2 separate regions of the Homo sapiens genome follow, and region 1 is linked to region 2. The links are chromatin loops, found by intact Hi-C in ENCODE. Cell type or tissue: MCF 10A. All regions are shown on one strand. Each heading gives the region's core, and the rest is flanking DNA. Links, peaks and the distances in the headings are about the cores only.

Region 1 (15,727 bases), core at 2,668-10,667, 410 kb before region 2:
CAGAATTAGTAAAAACTATTTTAAATTTCATATGGAATCAAAGAAGACCCTGTACAGCCAAGACAATCCTAAGCAAAAAGAACAAAGTTGGAGGCATCACACTACCTAACTTCAAACTATACTACAAGGTTACAGTAACCAAAACAGCATGGTACTGGTACCAAAACAGACATATAGACCAATGGAGCAGAACAGAGACCTCAGAAATAACACCACACATCTACAACCATCTGATCTTCAACAAACCTGACAAAAACAAGCAATGGGGAAAGGATCTCCTATCCAGTAAATGGTGCTGGGAAAACTGGCTAGCCATATGCAGAAAACTGAAACTGGACCCTTTCCTTACACCTTATACAAAAATTAACTCAAGATGAATTAAAGACTTAAATGTAAAACCCAAAACCATAAAAACCTAGGAGAAAACCTAGGCAATACCATTCAGGACATAGGTGTGGGCAAACACTTCATGACAAAAACACCAAAAGCAATTGCAACAAAAGCCAAAATTGACGAATGGGATCTGATTAAACTAAAGAGCTTCTGCACAAAAGAAACTATCATCAGAGTGAACAGGCAACCTACAGAATGAGAAAATCTTTGCAATCTACCCATCTGACAAAGGTCTAATATCCAGAATCTACAAGGAACTTAATCAAATTTACAAGAAAAAAACAAACAACCCCATCAAAAAGTGGGCAAAGGATATGAACAGACACTTCTCAAAAGAAGACATTTACGTGGCCAACAAACGTGAAAAAAAGCTCAACATCACTGATCATCAGAGAAATGCAAATCAAAACCACAATGAGATACCATGTCACACCAGTCAGAATGGCGATTATTAAAAAGTCAGGAAACAATAGATGCTGGTGAGGCTGCAGAGAAATAGGAACACTTTTACACGTTAGTGGGAATGCAAATTAGTTCAACCATTGTGGAAGACAGTATGGAGTATTCCTCAAGGATCTAGAACCAGAAATACCATTTGAACCAGCAATCCCATCAATGTGTATATACTCAAAGGAATGTAAATCATTTTACTATAAAGAGACATGCACACATATGTTTACTGCAGCATTATTTACAATAGCAAAGACATGAAACCAACCCAAATGCCCATCAGTGATAGACTGGATAAAGAAAATGTGGTACATATACACCATGGAATACTATGCAGCCATAAAAAGGAATGAGATCATGTCCTTTGCAGGGATATGGATGAAGCTGGAAGCCATCATCCTCAGCAAACTAACACAGGAACAGAAAACCAAACACCGCATGTTCTCACTCATAAGTAGGAGTTGAACATTGAGAATACATGGACACAGATTGGGGAACAACACACACCAGGGCCTGTTGGGGGGCTGGGGGGTGAGCAGAGAGAACTTAGAGGATGGGTCAATAGGTGCAACAAACCACCATGGCACATATATACCTATGTAACAAACCTGCACATTCTGCACATGTATCCCATTTTTTTAGAAGAAATAAAAGACAAAACATTTTTAAAAATTAAAAAAAGAATATCTTGAATGGCAATATCAGGCCTGGCTGAAATCTGAACCTAAACTTAGGCACATGTGGTGGCTAAGCTCTTCAAATGTGGCTAGTGCAACTGTGAAACTGAATTCTTAATTTTGTCTGATTTTAATCCATTTTAACTTAAAAATGGATACTCGGTTCAGTTACTGGAAGATATTTATGTTTATTTGGAATAACTTGGGGATGTGAATCTGCTTGTTTATCTGTAAACTGTATGAACTGTAAATGCATTCCTATTCTATTCATCTCTTGGAGTATTTTTCAGTGCCTCAGGCATCGTGCTCCCCACTAAGAGACCAGATAGCGCAGTTTCCACCCTCATGGAGCCTCCAGTAGGGCAGGGAAGATAGACCATAACAGAATGGTAACTGAGAGCCACAATAGGGAAGTTTGCGGATAAATGAGAACAGAGTAGGGAAGCCCCACGTGTGCAGGGAGAGCAGGAATTGCTGAGATCCTACTGCATTCAATTCAATGAGCTAAGAAATCTTGTTGTTGTGGGGGTTGGTGGTGTGTGTGTATGTGTGTTTCAGACAGGGTCTCACTCTGTTGTCTAGGCTGAAGTGCAGTGGTGCAATTCTAGTTCACTGCAGCCCCGAACTTCTGAGCTTAAACAATCCTCCTACTTCAGCATCCCGAGTAGCTGGGACTACAGATATGTGCCACCACACTCGGCTAATTTTTTTAATTTTTATAAAGAAGGGGTCTCACTATGTTTTCCAGTCTGGCCTTGAACTTCTGAGCTCAGAAGATTCTCCAACCTTGGCCTGCAAAGCTGCTAGGATTACAGGTGTGAACCACTGCGCCCCACCTTGGAAATCTTGATTTTTATTCTACCAAAAGAATTCCCTGCTCTAAATATTTACCAGATAACATAAGCCCAGCTCATTCATGAACATCAACTAACATCTGATCTGAAAATAAGACTGTTCATTTTTAATATAACTTTTTCCTTAACTGCAAGCTCATCTTCAGACTTCTCTGTGTCATGTAACTATTCGGTGCCTTAAAATCAACAAGGCAGATGGTCAGTGATCCCAAACAAAAGAAGTATCTATACATCCGTGAGTTTTCAAGGTGGAGTCCTTATTTGCTTCTAGTCACCCTTCCCAAATAGTGGGGAGAGATTAAATATGTGAATCAACTTTCCTCTATGTCATAAGACACTCTGGACACAGTGTTATTTGGCCAATTGCGCCTATAGTTCCATTTAAAAGAGTCATTTATCAACGTAAAACGTTATAGTACCTTTTGAATAGTTTTGTGATCCTTTTCTGCCATCTCTTTCATACTTATAAGTTCATCTTCTGTAAACAAAAGGAGAGAGAGGCCAACCATGAAATTACATGCTTATGCCCCTGTATTTAAACGGCCTGCTTCAGGGCAGGCTGTGGGGCACTAGCAGGCATAGTGGACACAAGGCCTAGCAGGACTGTGACCTTCACAACTGCCCTTGACATTCGCAGCCTTCTTCCTGCTGTTCAGATGGCCGGTCAGATAGGGATTAAGAAGTAAGTTCAAGATCCAAGTGTGGCTGAGGGCTGAAAGCTTTTCATCAATACTAGCGACGGACATTTTTGCTGTTGGTCACAGCCAATACAAAGAGCTTTAGCAGGTGGCAGTTTATGACTTAATAAGAACGACCCAAAACTAAAAAGCCTTGCTATGCCACAGCAGAAGAGAATGAGACTATACTGGCATGGTAGAATTTTACATCCAAGGGATAATATTAATATAATATATCTCATTTTACTGATATTTTGCTATAATTCATTGTATTGCCTGCTCATTGCTTTGAATACTGCAGATTAAGGACAACATCATGTAATTAACATAATCACTCGGATCACAGTTAAATGAAAAAATACGTTAGAGCAATCTCACCTTGGTGATTATTTTTTTCTCTTTTCCACATGTTCTAACAACTTCGGTGATTTAAACACAACTTTCACCAATGTTTGTGGTATGAAAGAAAAGAGGTATTAAGTATACAAATGAAATTGTGTATTTAAGCTTTGCATCAAAAATTGAAGTAACTAGTAAGTACTAGCATATTTTCCTGAAGGGCTAACTCTGTTTTCCCTACAAAGCATATCCCTATATGTATTCTTAAGTTTTTAAATGTTATCAAGTTTAGATAATCAGTTAAGCATCTGAAACAAATCAGCAAAAGTTTCTATCTGGCTATAATATTTCTAAGTGAAATGGAGCATTGATTAGCAAATTTTTGCAAAGGCCAATGTCTGTCTTGAAACAACACCCTGAATTAACGTGACATGGCTCAGGGGTACAACTACAAACACATCCTCTGTCCCAAGCAAGAAGTGCTATCTTTAATAAAAAGCAAAGATGGCTATGAAATTCATCTTTCAAATGTAAATAACCAAACGAATGTATGTTTGGAAAAGACAAACATAGTTATGAGCTTTACAAAGTGACCAATATACAGATTTTTCTCAAAAGTGATTTCAAAATGTTACCTAATCCTGAATTTTCTTTTAGATTGATCTGGATTTCTTCTTCAAGCTCTGAAATGATCTGAAGCAGCCTCTCATTTTCCACTTTGTACTCCAAATTTTCCTTTTCTAGGTTTGATTTTGGAGAGCTGGTTTCTTTGGCAAAAGATTCCTAAAAGATGGAGAATGCCATATTCCTAAGCAGGGAGCCAAGGATTTAAATATGCAAGACAAGGACAATACAGATACAGAAAAGCTATCATATAATTTTCTGAATTCTATTACACACTTATAAGAATAGTAAAAAGGAAGGAGCCTAAATAGAGCTTGCTGGAAGAAAGGCTCCAGTACATTCTGTACAAAGACCTCAACACATGGGGACATTTTATTGACAGGAATAATGCATATCATACTGTTTGTGTGCCCTCATCATTCAGGTCAATTCATTATGGAGGCTGTGTCCGGGGAGGCAGCTGGGGCCCCTCCACCCACACTTCCCTCTGTGTGTGTCTGAAGTGCTGTCCGCCTGTAACTAGGCAGGCTGGGGGGACCAGGACGGGCAGCGCCAGGGGGTGGCAGAGTGCATGGCTAAGGAGGGGGGCTTGTTGCCTTTGTGGCATTTCCCAGTGTCAGTGCTGCCAGTGTCATGAGGAGCACATCACATGTCAAAGTGGTGACGTTTTCAGGCTGGGAGCCGCATGGAGTCCATCAGGCACACGGATATCCACACAGTTGGTTTTCTGCTTGGTGGAGGAGCCACCCAGAGGCAATTCATATTCTGAACATTAACATGGCTTTGCATGCTTGTCACACGGGGTCTGTGCAGGCGTTTAATGCTATTGAAGACTTTGGTTTAAATCTCTATGCAAACAGTGATTACCTTGTAAGAAGGTTTCAGGATAACTTACAACAAAAGACTTTAAAGTTATAGTTTTAGTAAAGCAAACTCATTTACATTTTTATTATGTGCGTCTTTTGTTTAAATCTTGCCATGTCCATTATGGGAGAGCTTTTTCTTACGCAATAGACGCGCTTATTGGGACAGCTACTCTTTTTTTTTTTTTTTTTTTTGCCTTCTTCTTCTTGTCTGTTTCAAAGCTATTGAAAACATCTGAATATCCTCCCTTATGGCTGTCTAGATTTTATTGCCATGCATTAAAAAAAAAAAAATTAAGCTCTAATGGATTGGGGAAGCTGGTGCAGAACTTTATACTTTATTGTGGTATGATATTAAACAGATTATGCAATCTCAAAATATTATTATGCCAAAGGAGATAGAAGATTCTACATGCCTTGTTCAAAATTACTATAGACATTAAAAATACTTTTGATCTTAAGGTCATCACAGGTGAATTATAACTTATTCTTTTTACAGTAATTCCATGATGGCAATAACTAAAAATAAAATCTTCCCTCAAAAACAAAATAATTTCTCTCGACTGATTTCCCTTTGGAACTACACTTTCATTTAAGGTTAAGGATATGTGGAAGTAAACTATTAAAATATTTTCCCCTGTAACAGTTTTAAAGAAAAAGAAGTGATTTAAATTTTTTGTAGTACATTAATAAGTCCTTTAAAACAAGTGACTTACTAATGAAATTACGTATGGTATATATATGTGTGTGTGTGTGTGTGTAAGAGTTAGTAATATTTAAAATATGTTCTTAAATTTTGCACTAAGCTCAATTACAAATCTTCATGACTTTGATTCACCATTTCACTTAAATTATTTGAGCCCAATTCATCTTAACTAATGAGAACTAACAAACCTAGTAAGTAGTTAATAAACAACACTGTTTTCTTAATAAACGAAGAATCCGTCATTAATTTCTTGTCCCACATTGTTCAATTTGAGACCATCACAGAATGCATTTATAGACTAAAAGGTTTTGTGTGTGTGTGTGTGTGGAAAGAAATAAACAAACAATACTGGCCTTAATAGGCTTAAGCATACTTTTCCTAACAGTGGCAGAATATGAACATCCACAGAGGATTACATGAGCACCCGATTCTCATAAACTAAAGAAGAACTATTTGAATTCATCAGATGAAGTGTAAAATTTACAAATGGTAGCAGCTAATACCTAACTACGGGTTCTAAGAATCTCTTTGTATGAAAGCAGGACGCAAGGAAAACACATTAAATACGGGGGTTTGTCCTCCACATATCAAACCACAACCCCTGTTCTTCCAAGGTTAACCCTTAGCTCTGTCCCCACCATCTGTCAGCTGTGGGAACTGCAAGTAATTAACTATTCAGACGCCCACAGCAATGAGGACACTCATTAGCAAAATGAACAAAGGGATCGTTCTGAGCTGCTACGGTGCTCTGTTACACTCTGAGTGGCAGGTTTTGTGGTGGTGTTCCTTCTGCCATCTGCCCACACTGCTAGTTTGTGTTTGCTTAAACCAGGAGACTTTTAAAAAATAAACTGCCTTAATAAAATGAGGTTAAGAAGGATGGAGATCATTAAAGGCAGTTAACTGGATGTAGCCGTTTAAACCACACTATAAGAGAGACTGTGTGCAATCCATGATCATTCTGGAATTTCAAAATTGTAAAGAAACTTACCAATCTCAAGTTTTTCTTTCATATTATAAAAACTAGGGCTTCAGGTGGTGGCATATGTGCTATATCTTTTGTGAATATTCACAAGATGCATAGAATTACAAACTGAATCCCAAATTGAATCTCGAAAGAATCATTTTTGAAAACAGGTGTACTTGGGAGCTTTGCTCCTCAAATGCGGTCCATGGACCAGGAGCCTCAGCATCACCTGGGAACTGATTAGAAATGCAGCCCCTCAGGCCCAACCCAGAGCTACTGTGTCAGAGTCTGCATCTAACGAGATCTGCAGGTGATGCATGTGAGCAGTAAAGTCTGAGAAGTCCTGCTTCAGAGCACTTTCTGTGCCTTCTCAGCAGTTTCCCCTCCACAGGCTCCATTGAATTGGACATCTCAATTTTCTGGGGAGGAGCAGAGTTCTGATGCAAGCCCATGCCTCATGACAGTCACAGAGAAGAGCAGGTGCTTTCCCAATGAGTGACAACCAGGAAAGTGGCACTCTGGGCAGTGCAACCCTGCAGAGCTGCCACTCTTGAATGACAGCTCTGTTTCAGAGCTGTCAGCAACAAGCAGATATGCTCGCAATGGAAGGTAGGTGGGTGATGGTTGCAGGGCTCATCAGTGTTGGGATAAGAAAAATAAAAAGTCTATTCAAAATGCCAGCTCCAATTGAAATTAAAACACATGCACAGGCACACACACACACACACAGAAACACACACACACACAGAAACACACACACACAATTACAGAGACATAAAGGCTAACCTCCTTTATAAATTCTCAAGAGGATTAGCCAACGGACAGCATGGAAACCTGATGGCTACAATGGTATGCAGCTGAGTCACATTGATTTCCCACCGAATAAAACCTGAACATTTCATCCCTTGAATGAAGTTGCTCTTGGGAAAATTCGACATTCAGGATGTTCCCATCTGGAGATGAGAAATTACAACTACTTATTAATTATAAAGCTATTGAAGTAATTTGATAATCAGTAAGAGTAAACTAGATAACTGTAGATAAACTAAATAAAACTTGTTTATTTCACTTTTTTTTTCAACTTACTTCCACTGCTACTTTGAAATTTTTAATTGTTTTTCCAAATCCCGTGTTCCCAATCTAATTTGAGACTTGGTGTCCCAGGGGTTTTTAAAATACCACTAGAGGGGGCAGTTGAATCAGATGAAATTTCAAATAAAAAAGATCATCTAGAACTTAAGGTTTTAGGAAAGTTTGTTCTTAGAGAATGTAGGAAAAAAGTGTGTTTCATTTTATTTGATATAAGCTATGACCTGCCTTTGTGGCATTCATGTCTGTGTTCTTGAAATGGTGACACGTATGCTTTCCATCACCCTCAGTCAGGAGGGGAGAGCAGAGCAGTCAGGAGGGGAGAGCAGACACGTATGCTTTGTCGGGGTCTCCAGGAGAAATCCATACACCCCGTTAATCAGAATCACCTCACCTTCCTCAAATATTAAGAGTGTTTACAGAAATTCTAATGTGCTCTTTGGGGACTAACTACATTGGAATAACCAGAGTATTCTGGATGCCACTGAAAGCCAGAGAACAGCCTGCTTACATATGAGCCGGTGTGGCTCCCACCTGCTCTCCTTTTCACAAAGCCACAGCCCATCCTCACGCTTTCCCCAGAATGTCCAGCTGGGCCAGGTAACCAGCTGAAGAGAAAAGTTAGAGGTGTAAATATTTCAAGAGTATAGGGAGCTGTCTTACCCAATTGGGGTGTTCTCAACAGTCCAGAGGTCTGTTTGGTACATTTTATGGAACATAAACGGATGGCCATAAGGATTTGTGCATTTCCTTATAATACCTGAATTGATACATGAATATTTCTTCAAAGAACTTGAAGCAATTTACATTCAATACAGCAGGTGTTCTTATCATAACTCTCTAGTTTAGCCAGGCGGGTATCATGTTGCATTTCACAAATGGGAAATAAATGGATCAAAATTGCCTTGCCACATCTACACTGGATGTCTTTGGCCAAGGCAGGATTAAAAGCAAACTATTACAGTTTTTAGTCTTTTCTATTAAATTGTTTTCTTCAAAAAGTAAAAGTAAATGTAAACCCAAGAAAAGGTTTTTCAAAGGCAAATGCAAAAATTGAATGTGCTTCCTAGTCCAAGATATATACAAAAATTAATATTCAATTTTATTAGATCTATGCTATTGACACAATGCTGTATTGCTTAGAAGGTGCTCAATTTTTTCTAGATATAAAGATTTCTAATAGATTAACAAAGTAAACACCTAAAGCAAACATTTAAACCAGTTTAAATACGATCCTTTAGAATGGTTTGTGTTTGATTCATTATCTCTTATAACGTTGAAGTTTTAAATAAGAGTACTAGTGAGGGATTTAGATAAACCATAAATTGTATTCAAAGGCATGAGCAACCCATAAGTGTTTCTTCCTAGTGTTAACATTTTGACATATAACTTTTCAGATTTTCCTGTATGCATGTGTCGATATTTCTATGTGTACTTTTTTTTTTTTGCAGTTGCAAGATTTAATAGAGTTAAATAGAGTGGAAACAGGGCTCCCATACAAAAGGAAGGGACCCAAAGAGGGTAGCCATTGCCAGCTCGAATGCCTGGGTTTATATCCCGATCATTGTCCCTCCCACTGTGCTCTTAGGCAACAGATGATTGGCTATTTCTTTACCTCCTGTTTTTGCCTAATTAGCATTTCAGTGAGCTCTCCTTACTATCTGATTGGTCTGGTGTGAGCTAAGTTGCAAGCCCTGTGTTTAAAGGTGGAAGCGGTCACCTTCCCAGCTAGGCTTAGGGATTCTTAGTCGGCCTAGGAAATCCAGCTAGTCCTGTCTCTCAGTGCCCCTCTCAACAGGAAAACCCAAGTGCTGTTGGGGAGGTTGGCTGATGACCGCTCTAATTGCTTCCTGCTGAATTGGGGTGTACTAGGGGTCGTGCAGTTGAGATTTCCTCGGGAGGGGTGACTTTGATGTCATTAACATCGGAGCATGGGCTAGCAGGCTGGTCCAGGGGTCTGTGGTAGATCTTAGTCACAGACTGCATCTGGGGCACCATTTGAAGAATGATTTGTAGTTTTACAGCTTTGATTCTGGAAGAGACAAACTTAACAAGGAGGTTAAAGATACAGGGATTGAAATGTATGGCCTGCAGTGCAGGGGATTATTTCTTTGGCACACTTTACAGGCCTTGACTATCTGCTTGATAGTTTTGAAAAGGCCTGGTCCAGTAAATAATAATTTGGCCACCTGATGGGTGCTATTAATGCCTAAGTGAAAGGTTTGGTGAAGGGTTTTAAGTAATTTCCATTGGTTAGCTGCAGGCAAAAGTATTTTTCCTTCTTCCATGGCTAGCCATCCTGAGGGAAGGCAACTATGTCCTCGTGAGGTTCCCCATTCTATTTCTTCTTCTGAGTACTGGGGCTTGCTTTCCTGGAGGGGATTACCCCATACTAGAGGTCCCCTTCTATAAGCATTTCTAATGGAGGGTCCTTCCTTGTGGCTGTTTTGGCTTCAATATCTTCTTGGTGGTTCCTTTCTATTTCCCTTTCCTTTCCTTTCCTTTCCTTTCCTTTCCTTTCCTTTCTGATGACCCCACCAGTCTAAGACTGCCACCTCTTTAGGTTTCTGTACAGCCAATAATATTTCCCTAATGGCTTCCTGATGTTTGATAGGTGTTCCCTCGGAAGTTAGGAATTCCCTTTCTCTCCATATTGCTGCATGGGCATGGAGGACTAGGTAAGCATACTACTCTGTATATATATTCACCCTTTTTCCTTCTCTTAATTCTAGTGCCCGAGTGAGGGCTATTAGTTTTACCAGCTGAGCACTAGTTCCTGGAGTGAGGGGATTACTTTCAAGTACTCCATTATCACTGACAACTGCATACCCCGCTTTTCGAAGTCCTTTTTCTACAAAGGAACTTCCATTAGTATACAAGTTGAGGTTGGGATCAGTCAAGGGAACCTCTAAAAGGTCCCCCTGAGCGGCATAGGTTTGAGCAATTACTTGTTGACAGTTATGTTCTATCTTTTCTTCTTTGTCTGGAAGAAATGTGGCTGGGTTAAGAGTTGCACAAGTGCGCAGTCGCAGCACTGGCCCTTCAAGTAATAGAGCCTGATATTTAAGTAAACAGTTGTCTGACAGGCACAAGTCTCCTTTAGCAGTGAGTAAGCCATTCACATCGTAAGATATCCACACAGTAAGATCTCTTCCCTGTATTATTTTAACTGCTTCAGATACTAAGACTGCTACTGCCACCACTACCCGTAAACAATGAGGCCAACCCGGCCGGGCATGTTGGCTCACGCCTATAATCCTAGCACTTTGGGAAGCTGAGGTGGGCGGATCACAAGGTCAGGAGATCGAGACCATCCTGGCGAACACGGTGAAACCCCATCTCCACTAAAAATACAAAAAATCAGCCAGGCGTGGTGGTGTGCACCTGTAGTCCCAGCTACTCGGGAGGCTGAGGCAGGAGGATGGCATGAACCTGGGAGGCGGAGCTTGCAGTGAGCCGAGATGGCACCACTGCACTCCAGCCTGGGCGACAGAGTGAGACTCTGTCTCAAAAAAACAAACAAACAAAAAAATAAAAACAATGAGGCCAACCCTTTGCCACTACATCAATTTCCTTACTCAGGTATGCCACAGGTTGCAAGCTCATCCCTCAGACCTGTGTGAGGACTCCTAGAGCTATTCCTGTTTTTTCTGTGACATATAAAGAAAAGTCTTGCCCCATTGGCAAGCTTAACACTGGGGCTTGGGTTAGGGCTTTCTTTAGGGCCTGGAAAGCCACTTCTGCTTCAGGTGTCCATCTTACTAAATGGGTATTGGCTTTCTGAGTTTCCTTAATTAGTGTATATAATGGTCTGGCTATTTCGCCGTACCTGGGAATCCATATTCGGCAGTTCCTGTTATGCCAAGGAACGCTCTTAGTTGCTTCAGGGTTTTGGGATAAGGATAAGCCAATATAGCCTGGATACATTCCTCACTGAGGGTCCTGGTGCCTTTGGATAATTTTAGCCCTAAGTATTTAACCTGCTGTGAGCAGAGCTGAGCTTTTGGTTTGGAAACCTTGTAGCCACAGGTAGCAAGGAAATTTAAGAGCACCTGGGTGGCTTGATGACACAAGGTTTCTGAATGGGCGGCTAAAAGTAAATCATCCATGTACCGAAGGACAACAGTGTCCAGGTATGAGAACTGGCTCAAGTCTTGGGCTAATAGTCTTGGGTGCCTGGCCAAATAGATGGGGGCTATTCCTGAACCCTTGGGGTAAAACAGTCCAGGTGAGTTGAGACATTGGGTTTGAAGGATCTTCAAAGGCAAACAAGAATTGAGAGTCAGGATGTACAAGGATGCAGAAAAAGGTATCCTTAAGGTCCAGGACTGTAAACCACTCTGCTTCCTCTGGTATTTGGGAAAGCAGAGTAGAAGGGTTAGGTATAGCTGGGTATAGAGGAACAACAGACTCATTGATAATCCTGAGATCTTCCACTAACCTCCACTGTCTGTTGGGTTTCTGTACTCCTAAAATTGGAGTATTGCAGGGGCTATTGCATGGTTTTACTAGGCCTTGGGCTTTTAGGTCCTTAATCTTTTGGAGTCCTTGTTGGACCTTGGGTCTAAGGGGGTACTGCCTTTGGTAGGAAAAGGAGGCGTAATCCTTTAGTTTAACTTGAACAGGACAGGCATTCTTTGCTCGTCCATATTGTCCTTCTGTTGCCCAGACTTCAGGATTAGTTCCTTCCTCAAGCAGGGGACAACAAATGGGGTGTTCCTTCTCCTATGTTCAGGTGTATAATGGCCCCTGCTTTTGCTAGAATGTCTCTCCCTAAGAAGGAAGTGGGGCTTTCAGGCATAATTAGAAAAGCATGTGAAAAGAGTAAAGTTCCCCAGTCACAACTTAGTGGCTGGGAGAAGTATCTAGTGACTGGCTGTCCTAGGACCCCTTGGATAGTGACAGATCTGGAGGACAATTGTCCACGACAGGAGAGTAAGACTGAGAAGGGGGCGGGTGCAGTGGCTCATGCCTGTAATCCCAGCACTTTGGGAGGCTGAGGCGGGCGAATCATGAGGTCAAGAGATCAAGACCATCCTGGCTAACACGGTGAAACCCTGTCTCTACTAAAACATACAAAAAATTAGCCGGGTGTGGTGGCGGGCGCCTGTAGTCCCAGCTACTCAGGAGGCTGAGGCAGGAGAATGGCGCGAACCCAGGATGTGGAGCTTGCAGTGAGCCAAGATCGCGCCACTGCACTCCAGCCTGGGTGACAGAGCGAGACTCTGTCTCAAAAAAAAAAAAAAAAATTACTGAGAAGTCTGTGCCAGTGTCCAGGAGACAGTTAACCTCCTGGCCTTCAATGGTCAAGCATATCTGGGGCTCTGTGAGGGTGATGGCATGGGCTGGTGCTTGCCCCAGGCACCCTCAGTCCTGCTGCTCGATCATCCGGCTAGTGGCTTCTGACTCAGAGGATCTTTGTCCCCTGGGGCAGCGGGCCTTCCAGTGATTCCCTTGACATAAGGGGCATGGATGAGAGGGTGGCTTACTTGTACTTGGACAATCTTTTTTAAAGTGTCCTTATAGACCGCACTGGAAGCAAGCCCTATTAGGCATTCGATTTTCCCAGCTTTTCCCTTTTCCAGAGCCTCCAAAGTCCGCTTGCCTGAGGGCCATGACTAAAGCGGTGGCCTTTTTTTATCCCGTTTGTCCCATTCCGCCTGCTCCTCCTGATCTCTATTATAAAAAACCGAGGTTGCCAAGTTCAATAGAGTTTCTAAGTTTTTCTCCGGGCCTAAGGTGGACTTTTGAAGTTTTTTTCTAATGTCTGCAGCTGACTGAGTAATAAACTTATTTATCCTTTAAGATCAGTTGGACTTCAACAGAGTCAGGTGATAGAGAGGTATGCTTCCTCAATGCCTCTCTTAGTCTCTCCAGAAAGGCAGTAGGATTTTCTTCCTTTCCCTGTGTTGTAGTGGACATCATTGAATAATTCATAGGCTTCCTCCTAGTTTCCCTTAGTCCTTCTAGCACGCAAGTTAGCAAATGTCTGCAGCACCAATCTCCATGTTCTGATTCTGTGTCCCAGTGAGGGTCTACACTGGGAATTGCCTGCTGGCCTGTGGGGAATCATTCTTTTTCCTCTGTTGTCATCCTATCATTGAACTGACTGAGATACCAGAGATCACCAAACTCTCAGGCTGCAGTTATGACGGCACTTCTCTCATTTGGGGTTAGTGTCTGATTTAGCAGTAACATTGTATCTGTCCATGTCAGATCAAAGGATTGTCCTAACCCTTGTAAAACATCAATATAGCCATCAGGGTTATCTGAGAATTTACCTAGGTCTATTTTAATTTGCTTTAAGTCTGAGAAAGAAAAAGGTACATGCACTCTAGCTGGGCCAAATTCTCCTCCTCCCACTGCTTGGAGGGGGCATAATCGGGGAATATGGGTCAGAAGGAAAGGTAGGGGTGCACGCATGGGCGACTGTTGAGTAGAAACTTCTGGCTGTGCCATGATCTCAACCGGCTACTGCCAGGAGTTTGGGATGACAGGTTTCTGCCTCTAGTCGGCCCTCGGCTTCCCCAAGAAAATTGAAAGTGGAAGCTGGCTCCAGGCAGACCAATATCCCCAACCCAGAAGTGTTGGGGGTTGTTAGAAAGCCCTTCCCCAGACAGCCTCACACCTGAGTCTTAAGTCCGGTGGTCACGCTAATCGTTTTTAACTGTCCGACAGGTGCCCGGTATTTTCCTCCAATTCTAAGGATAGGACAGAATAGCAAGCGAAAGTGGTCCCAATATTACTCATCGCTTTGGAGGTCCCATGTGGGTCACCAAAATGTTACTGGGGGGTCCTTGCACCCAGAGCTCCCAAGATGGTGGTGGGCCACTTCCAAAATGGCAGCAGGCCACTTCCAAGATGGTGGCAAGCCTCGTGTTCTCTGATCTGGGGTTCTTGGCCTCACAGATTCCAAGGAATGGAATCTTGGGCCATGCGGTGGTGGTGGGCCTCTTCCAAGATGGTGACAATCCTCGTGTTCTCTGACCTGGGGTTCTTGGCCTCATGGATTCCAAGGAATGGAATCTTGGGCCATGCAGTGAGTGTTATAGCTCTATTAGAAGCCATGGGCCATGGAAGAGAACCGTGGAACCCAGTAACTAGCGTTCAGCTCGATTATGATCAACCCGGGCACTTAGCCATGCAGGAACAATGGCAAGCCTTTAGCCTGATCGGGAGCGGCAATGGGCGCCCCGCTGGATCAGGAGCACAGCAGACATCCTGCTGGATCCAGAGGGATGGAAGTCAGCGGTGGGTCTGCGATGGCGGCAAACAGCAGAGGTGGACGGTGAGCGAAAGCTCAGCTCAAGCCGTAACAAACACGGACCAGAAGAGTGCAGTTACAAGATTTAATAGAGTGAAATAGAGTGGAAACAGAGCTCCCATACAAAGGGAGAGGACCCAAAGAGGGTAGCCCTCTATGTGTATTAATCTATTAATAATTATTAATGTATTATAATATATCATATTATAATATATTATGATAACATAATCTATACATTATAATCTGTACATTTTCTATATGCATATGTATATTATATATTCACTACAACCTTTAATTCTTACTGTAGAGGATAAAGCTCCCCCTCTGTAAGTGGACTTTAGATTCAGGTGAACCTTGGTTCATGTACCATCTTTACCATCTACTACGTTTGCCCATGAGGAAGTTACTTAACCACCCTGTCTCTGCCTCTTCATCTGCAAACTGAACTGTGAGAATGAGAAGAGATGCCATCGATGAAGTATCTGATACCTGCTATTGCTATTCAATAGACTTTTATTCCTCCTGGGTCCCAGCATCTGTTAGCCTTTCCAAATCAAACAATCAGCTTCTTGTTCTTAGAACTTAAGAATAAAATCCTCTCCAGCTCTGGACCATGGTTGGGCCTGGGACATCCGGTGGCTCAGAGCAGACATGAGATGACAATGAATTCGTTCTCAGGATCCACATTTTCCAAAGCCCTTAAACTTCCTCCTTGACAGGAGTTTAGGTTCTTCTTTCTGCCTTCTCAGTCATTCCATTTTTGCTCCCATCAGTAGTTTGTCTAACCAGTAAAGCAGCTCCTGGCTCCCACTGCAACAGGAAAA
Region 2 (15,727 bases), core at 5,041-13,040:
CCTACGACTGACCTCAGACCCAGGACCCAAGGGCGGGGCCCTCTTGCATCTGGAATCCAGCCTCGGCCTTGACCCCTTTCGCTTGTTCGGAGTGCTTTCGCCCAGCTTCTGGCGGAGGTTCACGCAGGGAGGGGACTCAGGTGGAAAAGGCTGGCCCCTTTGATCTCTTTGCAGGAACTTAGTAGACAGGGGCCCCGGGCTGGAGATTTGCTTCGAGTAGGCTAGAGGCGCCCTTGGCGCACCGAAGCTGGCTGCCTTGCTGGAACCTGCCGCGGGGGTGGAGGTTGAAAGGACTCTGAGCTCTTCTTCCCCAAGCCGAACTCCCTCCTACAGGAGCGTGGAAACCAACTCTCCCACACCGTCTATCCCACTCTTCCCCCCTAAACCTCTAGCGCAGCTTTTTAAAGGCATCCTGTGCAGCCTCCAACTTTGGGGAAAGAGAATGCCCAACTCCCGCTCTCCAACTACCCGTACTGCCTTCTTCCTTTTCCTGCGGTCGCCTCCAAACTCTGCTTCCCTGGTATCCCCGCCCCGACCTGGAAGCGAGCGCCCCCGGCTGCTCGCGGCAGCCCCTCGGCGCCCGTTTGCAGGGAGCGAGCTCTGGCTCCTCACAGGATCCAGACGCGGTTCCCATCCGTCCCCAGCCCTGCAGGGCACACGCGCGCGTGCACACGCACGCGCTTACACTCCAGCTCACACTCGCGCGTCCTCACTCCCTGCACCCCACCCTCCGCGCCGCTCCTCCGCGGGGTGGGGGGTGGTGGGGGTGACGTCAGGACTGCAGTCCAGAAGAGAGCGGCTGGAGAGGGCTGCGCGCTTCTCGCCAAGCAAGCGGGAGGCGCACTGGGGCCGCCGCCGTTCCCGCGCTCCTCCCTCTCCTCTGCACCCACTGTCACGCTACCCGCCCGCGGGGGAGCCTCGAGAGCCTCCAGGTGAATTGAAAGTCGTTTCCGGGGGAGGACGGAGAGGGTGCTGCAGTCCTGGCATGCCCTGAAACTGCAAGTCGGGCAGAAACGACCCGGCGGAGGAGCAGGGCGCGCAGCGCCCTGCGCAGCATCCCCGGGCTGCCAGAAGAGGCCACCACTCGGCTGGCAGCCGCGAGCGGCGGCCGAACCTCGGCCCCAGACTCGGGCCCCCGGCACGCTCGCCCGGGAGATACCCCTTCCCCCTCTTGCGCATTTCGCAGCTGCGCTGGTGTGGGGCATGAGAGCGAGGTGGCTCCAGGTCTCCGCGGAGCAGCTGCCAGTGGGAGAGCGAGGAGAGGCGAGGGGGCGGCAGCCTCGGCCCGAAGTAAGTGCAGCAGAAGTTTGCGTCGGTTGCCCCGCCGCTCCCCCAGCGCGAGTGGGAGGCACATCTCCCCTCCTTGGATAAGGAAACCGAGGGGAGACTTACAAGGGAGCCTTGCGCGGGAGAGCAAGTGAGCGTTTCGAGAGAGGGCAAGGACCCCCCCAGGAGGGCCAGGCCGGGAGGGGTCCCGGTGCGGTGATGGGGTGCCAAAAGGAGAAGACCCCCAACTGGGAGGAGGGACTGGAGAGGAACCGGACCCCGGGGATCTCAGAAAGGGAAGGATGTGGGGAGAGTGAAGGTGGAGGCAGTCACACCTATCCTGGTGACCTTGGCGTGCCCCCCTGGAGTGGCGAGCCAGGGGCTTATATAGGTGCGACTAGGATGTTGCCTCGTTTTTCACTCGGGGCTGCGAAGAGGGCATTGCTCTTTCTGATGGCTGGAAGACAGGGGCAAGGAGAGAGAGAACCGGCCCCGAGACGGGCTGGAGGGTGGGGACACTGGGGAGTTTGGAGCTGGGGGTTCGGAGTGGGAGGTTTGGGTCTTCTGAGACGCTCCAGACTCTCCGGAGGCGGCAGAGGTCGAGGCAGGAGGCGAATGTGACGCTTAGGGTCGCTACGGTTGATGTTGGGCGCCTTTGGAAGCTGGTCATTAATTCTTGTCATCGGGAGGTTTCGCGGAGGGCGACAGCGCCCGGGAGCAGGGTGACCCCCACAGCGGCCGGCCTTCCGGCTGGCTGCCCTCCCCGCTCGCCGCTCTCCCCGCGCCGCTGCGGGTCCTCCGAGACCCCGGACTGTCCTGAGCTGCTTCGAGGGCGGGCGAGACCCTGTCTGTTCAAAAGAGACCCTCGAGACCCTCGACATTCTGCTCACTTCTTTTCGGGGGCATGTTTAGCTCTTTTGGGCTCTCTCCTTCCTAATGGGATTCTCCCAAGGAGGTTTTCTTCTTTAACTGACCCTACTTCTCATAGGGGAAAAAAGTTCTTGGAATCTGCCCTCGTCCTAGGGTCAGAGCCCTGCAGAGGGCAGGCGAGGACGGCGTGGGCCAGCTCGCCTACCCTGCTCTCACCTGGGGAGGGTTCTCAGGAATTTGATATTAAATTTGATGAAACGATCCTAGGAAAGTGGCTAAGGCATCTTCTCCGAGAGTAGGAGTTTCTGTGCTTCGGGAATGGAAATCCCACTTAGCTTCTGATACCAAGTCTACACTTCGGAGAGAGAGGGAGATAGTTAATTAAAAACTGATTCAATTGAGTTGAAGACAAAAGTCATTTGTAATGCATCCTGGTCACCCAATTTCACTCCATCCCTCCCATACACTTTATGGGGCCCAACTATGTATGTGCCAGACATTGTGCTAGATGCTCCTGCAACAGAGATGATTCATGTGTGGTCTCAGCACTTTGGGAGCTTACAGTCTGTGCTAGAAGTGGTTTGGAAAGAAGGTGAAGATGCTTGCTCTACAGGGAAGGGCAGGTGCTACCTGGTTTTAACCACAATGACTCACACTCGCAGCCCATTAAGTGTATGGACAAATATTTGCAAGACGGTATCCTCCTTGAAGGCGGGATACTGTCATTCATCTTTGATTCCCAGAGACCACCACTGCACCTGCACATAGTAGGTCATCAGCAAGTACTGTTAAATGAATAAATGAATGCATGAATTATGCATAGTTAAAAGTAACCTAACGAAAACTGTCATGCTAGGGGAACATGTCAAGAAGAGACTGAAATAAAGGGAATTGGAGAAGGCAAGAGGGAAGAGAAAATAAGGTTCATGAACGTTCGAAAGTGTATATCCTTAAACAAGTGTTTGTTTTCTATCTTTATGCAATGGAAATTACCAGCACCCATCTCCGTTCTCTATGAAATACGTGCATCTCTGAACACTTAGATTGTAAATGCCATTTTTAGAGCAGAGTCTCTGTTAACTTACCATGCAGAGATCACAATACCCTTCTCATGTGGCTGTGTTGATAATAAGATGATTGGAATGTGTCTAGGTAGTGAGGCAGATGGGTGAAAAATACTTTAGGATTATAAGAATTCCTTCACGTATCTAATAATATTTTGCTACTAATGTATGAATTTATACCCTTGTGCTTTAAACGTACTTCATTTAAACCTCATTAAAATATGCATATATTGATTTTACTAGTGAAGATTAAACACATATATGGAAGACTTTCCTTGGTTTTATTAATTGAGCCCAAGTTACTATTGCAGTACGGTAGAAGGTGATAAATTCCAAGGTGAGTAATAAGGATTCCATCCCCCTCCACCCCCTGCCAAATTTAGTTTCATTATTCATTATTTCAGAAAACTAAGGCTTCATAGTTTTTTAAAAGTGCACAACAAGGCCAGTCACAGTGGCTCACTCCTGTAATCCTAGCACTGTGGGATGCTGAGGTGGGCAGATCGCTTGAGCTCTGGAGTTTAAGACCAGCTTAGGCAACATGGCAAAACTTGTCTCTACTAAAAATACAAAAAAAAAAAAAATTAGCTGGCATGGTGATGTGCACCTGTGATCCCAGCTACTTGGCAAGCTGAGGTGGGAAGATCGCTTGAGCCCAGGAGGTCAAGGCTGCAGTGAGCTGAGATCGTGCCACTGCACTCCAGCCTGGTTGACAAAGTGAGACCCTGTCTCAAAAAAAAAAAAAAGTGTACAACAAAACTACTTACTTTTGCACTCCTTTTTCAGTGTTTATCAATGATAATTATAACTCAGTAATTTGAGTCAAGAGTTTATAGGCATTAATACTGGTTTTAGTTTTTGGAAACTTTTCAGTGCTATGTGATTTGGGGCAATTTGTAGAATATTTGTAAATTTTATTTTCTCTACTTACAAAATGAGATTATTGTAATTACATGATTTAATTAGGCACTGAAAATCAAAATATGTTGATGTAGAGCATTGCTTTGTTTGGGGCTTTGTATTCTGTAGTTAATGTCATTAATTTAGTATACCAACACTGAGAAGCAATTTGTAATTTGTGAATAGGAAAAAAATAGTATATTTTCCATTATTGAGTATCTTGCAGATATTTAAGACATCAGAGCTCTAGGAAGAGTATTGTGATTGTGGATAATTTATGGTGGCTTAAAATTTATATTGTAGAAGTAAATGTAAAGAAATACTAAAAATGGTAGCTAAATGTTGGAATTCTTTAACCAAACATTGAGATGTTTCTTCTGTGGTAGATCTTTGATTTGGATTATTTCCAGAACTGCACTGTTAGATCAAATGACAATTTGAGTGAGTCTTGAAATTTGGCAAGAAGCACACTCTAGGAGGCAGAAGTTTATTTTGGAAATTTAGTTAAGGGACAGAAATGCTGAGGTTATAGGAATGTGGGGTCGTAGATTACCGAGTTTAGAAAATATCTGGCCTCATTTTGCAGATGAGAAAACTGGAGCCAAAATAGTGAAGGGTCTGCATTTCCCAGGATCACACTCAAATGCATGAGTCCCTTATGTTGTCGACCGTAGGCTTAAGAGAAAAATCACACATTCAGGATACCTAAATCCAGGGGCAGTCTAACGGATCGGCTATCCTATTTTTTTTTCCTTTTTGAGACAGGGTCTTGCTCTATCGTCCAAGCTAGAGTACAGTGGCATGATCTCTGCTTACTGTAGCCTCAACCTCCTGGGCTCAAGCAATCCTCCGATCTCAGCCTCCCAAGTAGCTAGGACTGCAAGTGTACACCACCGTGCCTGGCTACTTTTTGTAGGCACAGCCTCCTGCCTCAGACTCCCAAAGTGCTGGGCTTACAGGCATGAGCCACTGCACCTGGCTGGGTCTGCTATCCTTGAATTTGTCTTTTCTCTCATTCTCTCTGGCTCACACCGTCCAGTTGCTCCCATCTCTGAGAGCGGTCTCCCATGCCAACCCCCTACTTTCACTGCTCCTTCTGCCTGATCAGGTCCTTCTGAGGACAGGGCAGCAAAGGACTTGGTTGGGGTCCTGTGGCTCCCAGTTTCAGACACGGGCCTGGTCCTAGGCAGAGCTGTGAAGTCAGTGAAGCTTGGACTGGGTGTTCCCCACATCTTCTTTCCTACATGTGGACACCAATGTACATCAAAGAATCACAGTTTCAGACACAGAAGGGACTGCGAAGACCATCTGGTTCATTTTAGAGATGAGGGAACTTGGGCCCAGAAAACGTTCTGTAGTTTTCATGACACAGCCATGGTCAGGATCTCCTGGGTGGTATTGGTGCTCCTTTTGACTGCTTGTGCTCTCTTCTCCATTGGATGGTGCTTGCATCTGATCACTCCATAAAGTGAGCATGTGGACTCTGGAAGGAGGCACCTGTGTCAAGTTCCAACCCTGTCTCTCCCCACCTATGCAACTATGGGCAAATTACTGAAGTTGTCCAATACTTCCCTTTCTTTTTCTTTTCCTTTTTTTTAGAGACTGGGTTTCTCTTTGTCACCCAGGCTGGAGTGCACCATTTCAATCATAGCTCACTGCAGCCTCGAACTCTTGGGCTCAAGTGATCCTCACACCTTGGCCTCCCAAAGTGCTGGGATTACAGGCATGAGCCACTGTGCCCAGCCATTGCTTTCTTTATTAATAATTTTTTATTTGTTTTGTTTTATAGCTTAATATAATTGCTTTTCCTCCAGATCGTAAGTTTTAAGAAGGGAAGGAACCAAGTGTTTCTTGCTCACTACAGGTCTAAGACCTAGCATACTGTTTGGCACACAATGGACACTTGATGAAAATTTGTTGAATAAAGGAGTAAATGAATAAAAGAATGAGTGAGTGAAGTATGCATCACTTAGATAGAACTGGAATCTTAATCATGAGAGCCACAGCCTTCTAAAGATTCTAACTGTGAAGTACTGTTTCCTTTGCTAACATTACTTTATGGATAGACGTGACCCTAATATGCCTGCTCCCTGCTTCTCTCACTTATTCCTTCTCTCAGTAAGTGGCAGCCCCATTTTTGTCATTACTTGAGCCAAAAACCTCGGAGTCATCCTCTTACAGAAAGCATTCAACCCATTAACCAATCCTGCAGCTAGGCCTTCATTATGTAATCCCAATCTGACCAGTTATCACCACATCCCTTCCTGGCAGCCGAGACCAAGCTGCAGTCATATCCCTGAATTATTGCAGTGACTTCCCAACCTCTCTCTGCTTCCATCCTTGTACCACCCCCAAAGTCTAGATTCCATACACAGCCACAGCAATACTACTAACACATAAGGCAAATAATGTGACTCCTCTGCTTAAATTTTATAATATTTTCCCATTTCTCTCATAGTAAAAAAAAAAAAGCCCTTACAATTACAAATAAGATTCTACATGATCTACCTGCTCTGACTTTCTGATTTCTCTACAACTTCCCTCTTTAATCACCATGCTTCCACCACATTGCCATCTTCCTGTTCCAATAACACACCACACTTGCTGTCATCTAAGTAACTTTGAACTTATCTTTGAACTTCTCCAGATAACCTGCTTGACTTCTCCACTTCCTTCAAATGTTTTCTCAAGTTCATCTTTTCAATAAGGTCTTTCTTGGCTACACTATTTTAAATTACATCCATCTAACTTTCTATCCTTTTTTGCACTAATTTCCCTTTTAGCTCTTTGGCTATAAGAAATTCCATACATTTGATTCACTTCCATCTTTTGTTTCTCTCCCCTACTAGAAGGTAAACTCCATAAAGGAAGAGATTTTTTTTTTCTGTTTTGCTCATTTCTGAATCCCTAGTGGCTAGAACAATTCCTGCCACATAGAAGGTAGTCTGTAAATATTTCTTGAATAAATAAATGGGAATAAAATAGTACCTATATCATAGAGTCTTGTTATGATTAAATGAAACCATGCACATTGAGTGTTTAGCACAGCGTCTGGCACTTGGTACATGTTTATTTAGTATAAGACATTATTATTATGGTGTCATCTCAGTTCTCCTGGCCTTTTAGTCCCTCTTCTGGCCAGAATTGTGGTCAGAGGCAGAACTCTTCTAGAATCCCTAATACTATTTTTGGAAATGACTTTGAAGAAGTCCCAATGGCTGTTTACATCTGCTGCTGAAGATAAGTAGGAAATAAATGCATTTATCTCTCCAAGATATGGCATAATCCTTTCCGTGAAATACTTTCTGTCTTAGGGATGCTGGAAGGTTGCGGTTGTGCCTTTCATCCTCAGGGTGAGAGAGCCACATTCTCTCATGTCCATGCAAGTCGTCCTCAAATGGGTTGGCCACCTGTCTTGGTTTTTCACAACTTTCCTGTCTCTCACTTTTGGGTTTGCCTCTTGCTGGTCTTAACATAGCTGTTCTCACTGATGGCCTCCTGAACCAGCAAAGTTTAGCTGGAGGAGTTATGAGGTCGTATCAATTAACCAATGAAGCATTACATGAACAACAAAAACTAATAATAAAATGACCCCTGTAAAGCCCTCCCTAGGGCTAGTAATAGCCTGTATAAATAGCCTAAATAAATACTTCTTACTTGCTTAATAATAGCCTGTAGCTGTTTAAATGCCCTGTTGTCTGGGTTGATAGGATATTTTCACAGCTTTACCAGGACATTGTGAGCAGATATTGCGTGTACGTGTTAAAGTTTAGTACCTTATTACATTTATGTATAAATTAGCATACTATACAGATCGTAATTCCTACTAGCTCAAAGCAGTCAAATTTTAGAAGTTGACTCCACAAATAGCACCTTCAGTCCTGAGTGTTTACAATGGTTTTGCTTTACCAGAGAAAAATGTCATGTTGTGCCCATTTTTCATGCTAGAAATAGAAAGAGAGCCTTGGGTTTAGTACTTGTAGGTTACCAGGTCTTTTCTTAGCCTGCTCCATGACCTTGTCCAATTTCCATTAGATTACAGTGGCTTTTCTGGAGCCAGGAAAAGTTACTACAGCAGCAAAAATGGGGCCAACAACCTTAAAGTGCAGCATATCTATGAGAAATTCATTTTATTGTAACTGTAAAAGAGATGCAGACAGTACAGTTCTTTAGGGAAGAGGGAGAGAAGAGAAGTGAACAGAGAACTTGGGGTGGGTGGGAGGAATTTGGACTCCAGTTATAATCATACAATGAGACAATGAAATGAAAGAGGGAGTGACTTTCTAAGGGGTACACATTATTTTTTCTTTTGCCTAGTTCATAAACACATTTTATTCTGAACACTCTTCATAAGTAGGTTGTTGGGAAGTATTTTCTAATAGAAACAACATTATATGTGGAATGTAGGTTTCCAGCTGCCTTGGGGAAACCTATTTAATTTATGGCTGAGCATTCAAAAATAATACTATAGTTTGCTTTTTCATATGGGAAAATGAGTCTTAATTTGTAATTAATAAAATCTTAATTGCCATCATGTTACACCATGAAGATTCAGGTTGGGCATTTTTGTAAGTAATCTCTTCCTTGACTCCTTGCTAGTTTACTTAACAGAACAGGAGAATACACACACACACACACACACACACACACACACACACACACACAAATATATTGTATTTTGTTGTGTATGATACATATATAAAACATACTTATATAATCACTCTACTGAACAGACAATATCGAATCCACTTTATTTGCTACTTAAAAATTAACATAAATAATATTAAGTTAATAAAATGTAGCCTCCGGAGTAGCTGGGACTACAGGTGCATGCCACCTCGCCCGGTAATTTTTTGTATTTTTAGTAGAGACGGGGTTTCACCGTGTTAGCCAAGATGGTCTGGATCTCCTGACCTTGTGATCCGCCCGCCTCGGCCTCCCAAAGCGCTTCTGGTTGCCTTTTTTTGCCCTCTGTATTCTGGTCCCTCGGGCTCCTTGATGCAAAGTGTGACCAGCCCTCCCCCTAGTGGCGATTAGAACATCTTCCCTCCATGCCCTGGTTAATGCCAGGAACTTGTTTTCACCTGCTATAGTCCTGGCATGTGGGCTGGGCGCTTCTCCTTCTCAGCAGTCTCCAGAGATCGGGAGTGGAGACCCTCCTGGCGGTCACCTATATGTATAGAGCAGAGAGATGTCCCAGCAAAGAAAGTGCAGTGTGGGAGTGGTGGAGGGAGGATCAGAGAGACACTTTGAGTCTGAAGTTTCTTTTCTTTGCAAGAACGGGACATTGCCCTATGTACTTCCTGATCTGCACCTAGCTTTATACCATGGCGTCCCATCTGCAAATTCCCTGTGGACTAAAAATCTGATTGTAGGTTTCTTCCCTGTTCTCTGATTTCTGAAAAGTACAAAGACGACAAGATTTTCGGAAGGTTTTTATTTGAGATACGCTGGCTCTCTGCAGGGGGAAAAAAGCCCTGATTTGAACTGTTTGCCAATTTCTGTATCGTAAATATTTCTGCTGTGGCCAATTACAACATGACATCAACTGACTTAAAAAGTCTTAAAAACTTAACAGTTGGCTCTCGTGAATATGTACAAACTGGTCCCCATACTGCACTGTTTTCACGGCTAACAATGATGTAAAAGAAAGGGTATGTTTTCCTCTTATTCTTTCTCCTCCTCCTCCTCCCCTTTTCTTCTTGGTAAATGTAGAGAAAATAAAAGGTATAGATCAGGGGGTCAGCAAACTTGTTGTATAAAGGCCCAGAGAGCAAACATATTTTAGACTTTGCAGTCCGCACTGATTTTTGTCACATACTCTTTTTTATTTTTTAAAAAGTCCTTTGAAAATGTAAAAACTGCATTTTTGTTTTTGTATTGCCAAAGAGCAATACAAAAACAAAAACAGGTTGAGAGTTAGATTGGGTTTGTGGATCTTCATTTGCTGATCCTTGGAATAGAACATCAGGGTGGGTCTTTGGAAACCGAGGACTGGTGTAATATATACAATATACTATATATATATACACAATATATATGTGTGTATGTACTTTGTATTATGCACACACATACACATATATGCATGTATGTGTGTGTGTATGTGTGTGTGTGTGTGTGTGTGTGTGTATATATATATATATATATATATATATATATATATATATAGTGAGCTCAGTGGTAAATAAGGAGAAATATGACCCCAGGGCTTCTTTTTTTCTTTCCTTTCTTTTTTAAAAAACAGCTTTATTGAGATATAATTCTTATAGTGTACAATTCATCCATTTAAAGAGTATAGTTGCATTTTTAAAAACAAATTTATAAGGTCATGCAACTACCACCACTATCTAATTTTGGAACATTTTCATCTCCCCTAAAAGAAACTCCCCTACCCAGTAGTTGCGGTTCCCTTCTTACCTTCCAGCCTGTCAGCCCCTGAAAACTGCTCATCTACTTTCTGTTTCTATGGATTTGCTGATTTTGGACATTTCATGTATATGGAATCATAACAGTATTTATCCTTTTGTGATTGGCTTCTTTCACTCTGCGTAATGTTTTAACTGTTCATCTGTGTTGTTGCATGTGTCATTAATTCCTTTCTTTTTATTGCCAAATAAAAGTTCATTGTATGGATATACCACATTTTATTGTCCATTTATCAGTTTATGGACATCTAGGTTGCTTCCAATGTTTGGCTATTATGAATAATGCTGCTATAAAGACTAAAATACAAGTCTTTTTATGGGTATATGTCTGTATTTCTCCTGGATAGACCCCTAGTAGTGGAGTTATTGGGTGATATGATAACTATGTTTAGCATTTTAAAGAACTGTCAAACTGGTTTCCAGAGCAGCTGCATCATCTTACATTCTTGCTGTCAATATGAGGGTTCCATTTTCCTCACATCTTTGCCAATACTTAACTCTTTTTTTGAGGATAGTCATCTTTCTGGATTTGAAATGGTATCTTGTGGTTTTGACTTGCATTTCGCTAATGACTAATGAGGTTAGGTATCTTTTCATGTGCTTATTGGACATTTGCATATCTTCTTTGGAGAAATGTCTATTCAAATTCATTGTCAACTTTTAAATTGGTTTGTCTTTTTATTATTGAGTGAGTTGTTAAGTGTTCTTTATTTTAGGTACAAGTTTCTTGCAAATATTTTCTCTCTTCCTGTAGGTTTTCTTTTCAGTTTCCTGATGGTTTATTTTGCAACACAAAAGTTTTAATATGTTGATGAAGTACAATTATCTGTTTTTTTTCTTTTGTTGCTTGTGCAACAAATGCAGATTCATTAAGATTTATTCCTGTGTTTTCTTCTAAAAGTTTTGTAATTTTAGCTCTCTTAATTTGTCTACATTTTATTTTAAGTAAAGATTTTTGTATATGGTGTGAGGAAGGGATTCAACTTTATTTTTATGCATGTGGATATTCAATTGTCCCAGCAACATTTGTGAAAAGTAATCAAATTTTCTTGACAGCCTTGTTGAAATCAATTGACCATAAATGTGAGGGTTTATTTATGGGGTCTTAATGTTATTTTATTGATCTGTATGTTCATTTTTATGCCAGTACCACATTATCTTGGATACTGTAGCTTTGAAATAAGTTTTTAAATTGGAAATTGTGAGTTATTCAACTTTGTTCTTATTTTTTAAGATTGTTTTGGCTATCTCAGTACTTGAGTTTCCACATACATTTTAGGGCCTGCTTATCAATTTCTGTGAAAAAGAAAAAAATAAACAGAGAGACAGCGCCAGCTGGGGTTGTGGTAGGAATGGTGTTTAGTCTATAGATCAATTTGGGAAGTAATGTCATCTTAACAATATCAATTCATTTGATACATGAGCATGGTATGGCTTTCCATTTATTAAGGTCTTAATTTTTTTCAACATTGTTGCATAGTTTTAAGAGTATACATTTTACATAAATTTTGTTAAATTGATTTTTAAGTATTTTATTTTAAATGTTGTTGTAAATGGAATTGTTTGCTTAATTTGATTTTTGAATTGTTCATTGCTAGTATATGAAAACACAATTGCTTTTTTTTATATTGGTCTTGTGCTCTGCAACCTTGCTAAACAAATTTATTTGTTTTAATAGCTTTTTGGTAGATTTTTAAAGGATTTTCTCTATGCATGATCATGTCATCTGTGAATAGACAGTTTTATTTATTTCTTTCTAATCTAGATGTGTTTTTCTACCTCCCTCCCTTTTTTACTTCCTTGCCTAATTGTCCTCGCTAGGTCCTGTAATACAATGTTAAACAGAAGTAGCACAGGTGGACATCCTTGTCTTGTTCTGGATCTTAGAAGTAAAAGCACCCAGTCTTTCACCATTAAGTATAATGCTAGCTGTAGGTTTTCCACAAATACACTTTATCAGGTTGAGGAAGTTCTCTTTCTCTTCCTACTTTGTTGAGTGTTTCTATCATGAAATGGTATTGGATTTTTTGAAATGCTTTTTCTGTATCCATTAAGATGATTATTTGATTTTTATTCTTTATTATATTAATATTACATATTAACTAATTTTTGATACTAAACCAACCTTGCATTCTTGGGATAAATTCTACTTGATTATGTTGTACAATCCTTTTCATATGTTGCTGGACTTAGTTTGTTGAGAATTTTTGTCTATATTCATAAGAGATATTGGTCTGTAATTTTCTTGTGATATTTTTGTCTGGTTTGAGTGTCAGGATAAAAGTGACTTTCTCCTTCTATTTTTCATTCTTAACACTGCTGTTCAGGCACTTTTGGGACATGTAAGATGAAGGGAAGAGAAGGAAGTCTAGGGCTGATAGTGAGTTCCAGTCAGCAGTATGGAAGAGGGGAGGAAAACCCTAAATAGATTCTATAGTGGGCCAAAGATTCTTGGCTGCCACATGGACACCAGGCGGGGACCTGTTATTGGGTATATCCTATGTAAAGAATGTGTCCTGTTCTGTTCTTTTTATACACATATTCATTCAGAATATTTATTGATCACCAGCTGCTATCTAATAAGAAGTAAACTTATTACCAAAAAGTTTAAATAGACCTGACTCCTGTCCTATGAGAACATATAGGTTAAAGGGGTAGGAAGACACAATAGAATAATTACAAACTAAATGTAAAATTACAGCTATGATTTGTATGATGAAGGGAAGATTCCTGGTGCTGTGAGAGCATATAATATAGGGGTTTGGTCTGGTGTTCTGGCGGTGGGAATAACATACCCCAAGGCCCTGCTTTAGGAAGAAGTGAAGGAAGGCCAGTGCTGGGGGAACACAGAGAGCAGGAGGAAGGGAAATAATGGGAAGGAGAAAGTAAAAAGAACCAGGCTACCTGCGGCCTGGAAGTCTGGTGATAGGCCCATGTCATTATCCTCAGAGCAGTGTGTTTTCACTTTTAAAATGTCTGTTTCTGAAGAACTGGGGGCCATTGCCTAAATGAAATAACCCAGAAACAGAAAGTCAAATACTACACTTATAAGTGGGAGCGAAACAATGGCCACATACAGGGTGGAATAGTAGACACTGGAGGCTCCAAAAGGTGAGAAAATGGGAGGGTGTGAGGGTTGAAAAATTACCTGTTAGATACAATGTTCACTATTTGGGAGATGTGTCCACTGAAAGTCCGGACTTTACCACTACACAATATATCCTTGTAAGAAAACTGCATTTGTACCTCCTAAATCTCTAAAATAAAAATTTTTTTAAAGGCAAAAATTAAAATGTCCTTGTCTGGATTCACCAGTTTTATTTTGGTTTCAGGTTTTCCTTCAAGAAGGAAATGTCATTCACGATTTCTGCTCTTTCCATTCCAGTTCTTTACATTTTTGAGACTCAAAGTGGAGGCAAGAGAGAAATGGAATTGAATGAAGGATTTGAAAATTGCTTTCAAAAGGCTGGTCACAGAGGGAAGGAAGGGAGAAAAGCAGGGTGTATTAGTCCATTTTCATGCTGCTGATAAAGACATACCTGAGACTGGATAATTTATAAAGAAAAATAAGTTTAATGGACTTACAGTTCAATGTGGCTGGGGAGGCCTCACAATCATGGCAGAAGACAAAAGGTACCTCTTACATGGCAGCAGACAAGAGAGAATGAGAGCCAAGTGAAAGGGGCTTCCCCTATAAAATCAGATCTCATGGGACTTACTTATTCACTACCACGAGAACAGTATGGGGGAAACCACCTCCGTGATTCCATTATCTCCTACCAGGTCCCTCCCACAACATGTGGGAATTATGGGAGCTGCAATTCAAGATGAGATTTGGGTGTGCTCATAGCCAAACCCTATTACAGGGTTAAGTTTATTGAACAGCAGCAGAAGGAGGGTACACACATCTGTCTGGTCCAATCCCCTAATTTTACAGGTGGATGCCCTGAGGCTCAGAAGCACTGGGTGACATCCTGGCTCACAGAGCTTGAGGTGGCAGAGCCAGAGAGGGAGCCTCAGCTTCCTGGCTTCCTTTTGAGTGCTCTTTCCTCTGACCCTCACTCTTCCCCAAGCTGAGCTCTGAAGGACAGGAAGAGAGAGGGCAAGATGCCAAGTAGAGGAGGCCCAATATGTACAGGCCTTGAGGCAGTCCTTGCGGAAGGCCACTGTGGTTGGAACAAGGTGAGTGAACAGAAGATGGTGAGAAATGCAGTGGAAAAGTTAGGCAGGGCCTTAACTCCTCAAAGAGGAGTGCAGATTTATTCTAAGGATGGTATGAGGCGTTTTAAAGGGGGACTAATGCAAAAAACATATATGGATGAAGAAGATGACTCTTCCTAGTTCATGGAGAATGGATTAATGGGGCCAGACAGAGGTGGAGAGTTGAGGTAGGAGTCTGTGGAAGGTGAAGTGGTGAGAAGTGGACAGACTAGAGCTTTGTTTTGGAGTTCAGATTGCCAGGACTTCCACATCACCTTTAAGGCATTTGTAAGAATTCCAAGAGGAAGGTGGCTATGCCTAGGCTGGAGAAAAAGGGCAGTGTGGATCCTCCTCTAGGCAGTTGGGTTATTCTAGAAGCAGATGTGTTGGCTCTTTCTGAAGCTCTGGAAAAGTATAAAGTTTTCTGTTGCGGTGTTCATGGCTTACCCTCCAGATGTTTTGACTGGCCGTTGCCCCACCAGCCTGCGGCCACTTGACACTTTGGATATCTCCTCTCAGGTATTCGGCTATAGCAGTAGTGGAGGAAAATTCTCCAAGAAATAAAAACTTTCAGGTGGGTGCGGTGGCTCACACTGGTAATCCCAGCACTTTGGGAGGCCGAGGTGGGCGGATCACTTGAGTCTAGGTGTTTAAGACCAGCCTGGGCAAGATAGCAAGACCTCGTCTTTATAAAATAGTTTTTTAAAAATTAGCCAGGCACGGTGGTTACACACCTGTGGTCCCAGGTACTCAGGAGGCTAAGGTGGGAGGATTCCTTGAGCCCAGGAGGATGAGGCTGCAGTGTGCAGAGAGCATGCCACTGCACTTCAGCATGAGTGACAAAGCAATACCCTGTCTCCAAAAAAGAAAAAAAAAAAATAAAGAAATAGAAACTTCCTTTCATCCGAATGCCCCTCCTTCTTTCCTAATGGAAAAATGGTTACCTATTCTTCAAAGCCTTCCTCAGATATTAAGCTTTACTATGAAACTATGAAGACTTGT

Evidence for each region. Peaks named below come from ENCODE experiments on the same cell type or tissue, not always from the same donor. Only the 100,000 strongest peaks of a DNase experiment are listed, where the experiment ranks them.
Region 1: it touches region 2 in a loop (13-fold over the local background); 13 of 110 quality-filtered maps call a loop at or near these places.

Annotation. Positions count from the first base shown.
Region 1 is chr10:23,287,107-23,302,833 of GRCh38, forward strand. It overlaps C10orf67 (chromosome 10 open reading frame 67), which reads right to left. Exons shown (of 16, transcript NM_001371909.1): 6 at 4,026-4,173; 7 at 2,794-2,852. Among named protein-coding and RNA genes, the nearest start is that of C10orf67-AS1, 49 kb to the right of the region's middle. In MCF 10A, for the core only: CTCF peaks have their summits at 6,220 and 7,725 (motif pointing right); a DNase peak (open chromatin) is centred at 6,225.
Region 2 is chr10:23,693,945-23,709,671 of GRCh38, forward strand. It overlaps a transcript of KIAA1217 not described here. Among named protein-coding and RNA genes, the nearest start is that of OTUD1, 260 kb to the left of the region's middle. RefSeq lists an enhancer at 9,019-9,068. In MCF 10A, for the core only: a CTCF peak has its summit at 9,132 (motif pointing left); a DNase peak (open chromatin) is centred at 9,137.